Linked DNA regions of Mus musculus: region 1 is linked to region 2. A link is a loop called in an ENCODE intact Hi-C map of the cell type or tissue named here. Cell type or tissue: heart. All regions are shown on one strand. Links, peaks and the distances in the headings refer to the core of each region. The heading gives the core; the rest is flanking DNA. Region 1 holds the start of Mir7001 (microRNA 7001). Region 2 has its middle 9.2 kb from the start of Cd82.

Region 1 (2,903 bases), core at 262-2,761, 50 kb after region 2:
CCAGGGAGGGCAGCCATGGAGGGGCCCCACAGATCTTCACCCTGCCCCCTCTAGCAGTTGTGAGGACCTCAGCCTCATGTGGTGCCACTGGCTGTAGGGAAGGCCAGCTTGGTCACATGGCTGAGGCTCTGGCTGAGGCTTAGGAGGTCTTCTGGTTGGGGTTCCTGGGCTGCTTGCCTGCAGTCTCAGGGCTTTCCTGAGAGACTGCAGACAATTCCACAAAAGTAAGAAATTGAACATGCTGTGCCTCTTACTTTCACTGTCCCCCAGCCCCTGTGACGACTAACCATGGGGCAAGTGGGTTTATTTTCTGTACCCACACCTAGCTGCCCCCAGCCGACACCCACACCCCAGCTGGGAAAAGTTGCCCTAAGCCCAAATAGAGGATGAGCTGTGACACCATCATTTAGCCCTGGACAAGGATGGCCAGGGAAAGGCGGCAGAGGGGTAGGAAAAACACTGTTCTGTAGAGCCTGTCTGAGGAGATGCAGTTTGCTAGGGGAGCTTGCCATGTTCACATCGGGGGACAGCATTCTGAGCAGCAGGGGCAGCACAGAGGCAGCACGAGGCCTTGTGTAATGGAGCACAGCACAGAAGAGCAGGGAACCAGGGAACCAGGGCTGGGGAGGCCTGGGCAAACGGCGTGGGACTTTGTAAATTCTGAGAGGACATTGAAGGGCATTGATATGTCTCTGGAAAGTTGTGGGAGGCCACGGGAGGCCTTTCAGTGTCAAAAGGGAAAAATGCCTGCCGAAGGGTAGGCCATGGCTGACAGGGTTGGCGCTGAGCAAATGGGCACTAGGGATCACCAGGACAGTGGATGTTCTGCAGCCATGAGCGTGTCCTGGGATTGCTGTGGTGGAGGAGGCAGGGTGTGAGCGTGAGCATCCCAGAGGCCCAGGTTCAAGTCCAGCCCTGACGCTCACACTCCCTCTGCAGCTGAAGAAGGAGATGGGGAACACAGTGATGGACATCATTCGCAACTACACTGCCAATGCCACCAGTAGCCGCGAGGAGGCCTGGGACTACGTGCAGGCGCAGGTGAGGATGAGTCTGAGTGACAGTGACGTGGTGTGTTACTCTTGGAGAAAGGACACAAGTGCTCTTGGCCCCTAAGCACAGTCTTGGAGACGGCTCCTGGGCTCACAGCGCTGCCTCTTCTTTGTTGACCCTGGAAAGGTTGTCCCTTCCTGGTGTCACAGAACAAGTGAGGCCTGCCTGTCCGCTCACTGGGGGCAGAGCTGGTGGTACCTACCCTTCTGCCTTTCTGTCAGAGCTCTTGCCCGCTGGGGAATAGCCTAGAGCTCAGCTTCCCTTCACTCGCTTGGAGCGCCCCCTTCTGGCTGTTGCAGATGAGAGCTTGGGCACAGGAGATGGCTTATCCTCCCTCCCACCTGGGATTTGATTTCCAAGGAATCCACGGAGAACAGTGTTAGCTTCCATCCCAGAAAGCCTTGCCCTCTGGATAGAGCATTTTGTCTTTGGAAACAATGGAATTGATCTTGTCTCTTTTCTCACGTTAGTGACCAGGAAGCTCTGCCCCAGATCTCAGGTGCCTGTGTTTAACACTGGCAGGTAGCCTTGGACTTGACTGGTCTGTCACTGGGCTCTCTGGAAGCATGTGGCACATTGTCTGCCTCACCCCTCACTCAATTAGGGACCTTAGTTCCTAGTCTTCATTTGTGGAAAGCTCAGATCAGCTTGAAATGGCAGAACTGGGGTTTGAACCCATGACCCGAGAGCCCCATGTTCAACCTTTGCCACCTGACTGACAGCCTTGCACACATTCCACTTGTGCTGACTGGTGTTTCACTTGAACTCGCCTCCTCCGCTCTATGCATATGCTAACGGCTTCTGATTCTGGCTCTCCACTGTGTTGGTAGTTTGTACTGTTTCTTGGAGGCCTCTTGAAGTCCCTCTTGAAGTCTCTTCTGATACACAGCACTGAAGTTCAGCCCTTGGGTGCTATGCATCTCCAGCACCCCGGGAGCGGGACACAGCTACCACCCCAGGAGGCACAGAAGTGGCCAGTCTGAGTTTCCACCTGGAGATGGGCTGCTTAGGATGGGCTGAGTGGCCGATCAAGCAACCTGTCGTGTCGCCACTGCGCAGGTCAAGTGCTGTGGCTGGGTCAGCCACTACAACTGGACAGAGAACGAGGAGCTCATGGGCTTTACCAAGACCACTTACCCATGCTCCTGCGAGAAGATCAAGGAAGAGGACAACCAGCTCATTGTGAAGAAAGGATTCTGTGAGGCTGATAACAGCACTGTGAGCGAAAACAACCCTGAGGATTGGCCTGTGAACACTGAGGTATGTGTGGAGCTGGCAGTCAGGGGCTGGGCTCTGCCACTCTGAGAGGGACAGGTGTCCCAGCTCCTGGAGGTGCCCGGGGCCGTCACTCAGCCTCCTTCCCTTGTTAGTCCCCTCCTCCCCATCTGCTCACACCATAGTCTACAGGTGCCATGAGGGGCCTGCTCACGAGCCGGTCCTGGGCAGGCCTGCTGCAGCTGTGTGCAGAGGCTGACATGAGTCTTTCCACAGGGCTGCATGGAGAAGGCGCAGGCGTGGCTTCAGGAGAACTTCGGCATCCTTCTGGGCGTGTGTGCTGGTGTTGCTGTCATTGAGGTCTGTCCCTCTCTCCCATGCAGCCGTGCCCTGGGTTCTGTCTCGAATACCTCCCCCGCCCCCGCGCCCTTGCATTGCTGCTTCCTGTGAACTGAGTGGTCCATGTGCTTCTAGAGCTGCCCTGACCCCAGCCCATCTGGCTGTGTGACGTCAGATTGGGTACTGTCCCTCTCTGGGCCTCCTTCAGCAGCCTGCCTGTCTGCCTCAGGGTGGTTGTGACTGGGACCCAGTATGGAGCTGCAGGGCAGGGTCCTGGGACCCGGGCGGGCCTTCCT
Region 2 (2,903 bases), core at 230-2,729:
GCCCCCATGGTCCTCACTGTCTCTTCTTTTGAACCACACCCACCTTACAAAGCCTGAAGCCTGGCCACACCTCACTCATCTGTCTATAACACCATAGTGTTGAGTTTGTTCTTCCTGCTTGTGGTGGTTTGTATAAGCTTGGCCCAGGAAGAGTCACTACTAGGAGGTGTGGCCTTGTTGGAGTGGGTGTGGCCTTATTGGAGTGGGTGTGGCCATGTTGGAGTAGGTGTGGCCTTGTTGGAGTGGGTGTCTCACTGTGGGTGTGGGCTTTAAGACCCTCATCCTAGCTGCCCAGAAGCCAGTTTTCTCTTAGCTGCCTTTGGAAGATGTAGAACTCTCAGTTCCTCCTGCACTATGCCTGCCTGGATGCTGCCATGCTCCTGCCTTGATGATAATGGACTGAACCTCTGAACCTGTAAGCCAGCCCCAATTAGATGTTGTCCTTATAAGAGCAGCCTTGGTCGTGGTGTCTGTTCACAGCAGTAAAGCCCCACATATGACACTGCTTTACAAGAAGTCTGGAGCTCAAAGAAGAGGCTCCTTGAACAGAAATAGACCATTGCACATGGTGTGCACGACAGAGGTTTCGGTTCAGGCTTTCTGAGGGCTGGAGTCAGGCCTGCTGTGTTAGTCTGCTTCCTGTCTCTCCGACAAAACACCTGAGATGAATTTCTCCCTAAAGAGACGAATATCTATTTATTCAACAGTTTTGGGATTTCATGGCTTGCTGTTTAGTCCTGCACACTTCTCTCTGGGGACCCAGAAGTTGTCAGACACCAGCCACTGAGGGTACTGACTGGTTGACCAGACATGGCTGACAGCTCCTGGAGTCAAGATGACTGGACTTGAACACCGTCAGAGACTTGAACTTCTTTCCCCTTCTGTTTTCTCCTCTGCAGAGCAAGGACAGTCCTTAAATACAGATCTAACTAGCCATGGAGACTTAACTCTGTCATCTTAGCACGTGGATGACTGAGGCAGGAGACTAACAAGTTCTAGGCTCTCTAGAGAGCTGTGTGGATGCAGTAGTGCAGGCTTCCCCCGCCCCACAGACCCACTGCCCAGGCTGGGATCTAGAAGGGAATGCCAGGAAGAAACTGGGTCTTCGGGGGGCTTCCTAGGCCCTGCTGGCTGTGCCAGGCAGTGGTCATGCCACAGTTTACGCTTCCCTCCCGGGGCTCCTGACAGAGGATGGGCACAGTGACACCTGTCACATCTGCTCTGCACTGTTGTCTTGTGGTTGAGGATTCCCTCCTGGACCCCAGGCTTGAACCTACCTCTCCCACCCAGGTCCGCTCCTCCCCTCAATGACTCAAATGTGTCTGCAATTGTTCTTTAACTGCATTTTTCTTGCCATGATCACCCTCAGGCACAGGGCACTGTGCTGTGCACAGACCAGCACTGACCTGTGTGACCAAGGTCTGAGACAGGGAGAATGTCTGCAGTTGGAGCCTTAGGTGGGGTCCAAATTCTTTCTTCTGGTTCCCAGCCATAGGGAGTTAACATGAGACCTTAACTAGTTGAAGGAGGTGACAACACACACAGAAACACAAACTCTGTCTTTATCCCTGTATGTCTCCCTGTCTGTCTCTCACAAAAGACACACACACACACACACACACACACACCTGATGATAGAGATACAGGCCAGAAGATTCGCTGCACTGACAACTGTGGACACTAGGGGGAGGTAGATGACCTCGTTTTAGAGCAAGGAGCTGTTTCCCTCATATTTCCTGTAACTGGCAAGAGCTCAGGGGTGAGGAAACCAGCACTGGGGAGGAAACCAGCACAGAGGGGCCAGTGCAGAGGTAACATGGTAAGAAAGCAGCCTGGGTGAGAGCCATCCCACACCAGAACACTGCATGACACAGTATGAAGGGTAACCAGTATCTATGGATTCCTCTAGGAACTCATGTCCCATAGGAACCCTGCAGGTGACAGAAAGGAGAGACATGGGTGAAGTGAGTGTCAGAGGCTCAGAAGCTATGGCCATCTGGACCCTGGATGTTGCAACTGGAGTGGGCCAACTGCAGCCCCCTCTGTCTGGCTGTGGCCCAGGGCTGTCTGTCCAGCAGCAGCCTGGGTCTACCAAGAGGTTGCAGCTGTTACCCAGTCCCAGCTCACATCAAGAGAGTCCTTTTTTCTTTCTTTTCCTTTTTCTTTTTTCCCACCGCAGAAAACATAACAGTTGAATATTAATGTGAAATCTCCCAGTTTTTAAATGCTGGCAACAGACTCAAAACTTTCCCAACTCAAGTCTCAGGGAGGAAACGTCTATGTGGCCCCACCATAGGCTTTGGGGCTACCGACACCACAGATGTAGACCAGGCTGGCCTGCCTTCTCTGGAGCATGGGGATTAGCGAGTACCAGCTGGAGGCTGAGGGTATTTTGTTTGACCCTGGGTTTGGCTTGGGGAAAGCTCTCCTGCTGTGCGTACCCCACCCCCAGCTCAGGTGTTTGGGGGGAGCAGGGGCTGTCTTTCCTGCTTCTCCCTCTCCTACACCTTCTCATCCACCTCTGGGTGGACGGGGAGTGGACGTGAAATTGTTTAAGGGAGCTTCGTGCAGCTGCTTCCTCTGAACCGAAACTTCCCCTCCCGCGGGGAGGAAGGAGGCTGGGAAGATTCAGACTGCTAGGGAGGCGATCTAGGCTCCTGATGCTCCGCGGGGTGCAGGATTCCCAAGACCCCTTCCTCCCTGCAGTTATAAAGTATCTTTGCCAGGAAGAAGAGACTCCAGTAGAGTTGCCTGTGTGTTAGGAGCTCCAGGAGGCAGCCTTCCTGAGACTCCGCCCCTTCTGGGAAGGGCTTCTGTTGCTGCTACAGCTGCCTGAGAGTCACTCGTGCTCTCTGGAGTAACTCCTGGCTGGATCTGTTTCTTTGGTTTGGTATTGTGTGTGC

The links. Peaks named below come from ENCODE experiments on the same cell type or tissue, not always from the same donor. Only the 100,000 strongest peaks of a DNase experiment are listed, where the experiment ranks them.
Region 1: it touches region 2 in a loop (11-fold over the local background); 32 of 42 quality-filtered maps call a loop at or near these places.

Annotation. Positions count from the first base shown.
Region 1 is chr2:93,419,965-93,422,867 of GRCm38, reverse strand. It overlaps Cd82 (CD82 antigen), which reads left to right. Exons shown (of 10, transcript NM_007656.5): 7 at 940-1,041; 8 at 2,113-2,313; 9 at 2,545-2,628. Mir7001 (microRNA 7001) reads left to right here and starts at 861; the gene lies at 861-939. In heart, for the core only: a CTCF peak has its summit at 1,345 (motif pointing left); a DNase peak (open chromatin) is centred at 1,327; H3K27me3 peaks cover 1,014 bases.
Region 2 is chr2:93,470,216-93,473,118 of GRCm38, reverse strand. No RefSeq gene overlaps it. Among named protein-coding and RNA genes, the nearest start is that of Cd82, 9.2 kb to the right of the region's middle. In heart, for the core only: a CTCF peak has its summit at 1,690 (motif pointing right); a DNase peak (open chromatin) is centred at 1,758; H3K4me3 peaks cover 492 bases; H3K27ac peaks cover 431 bases.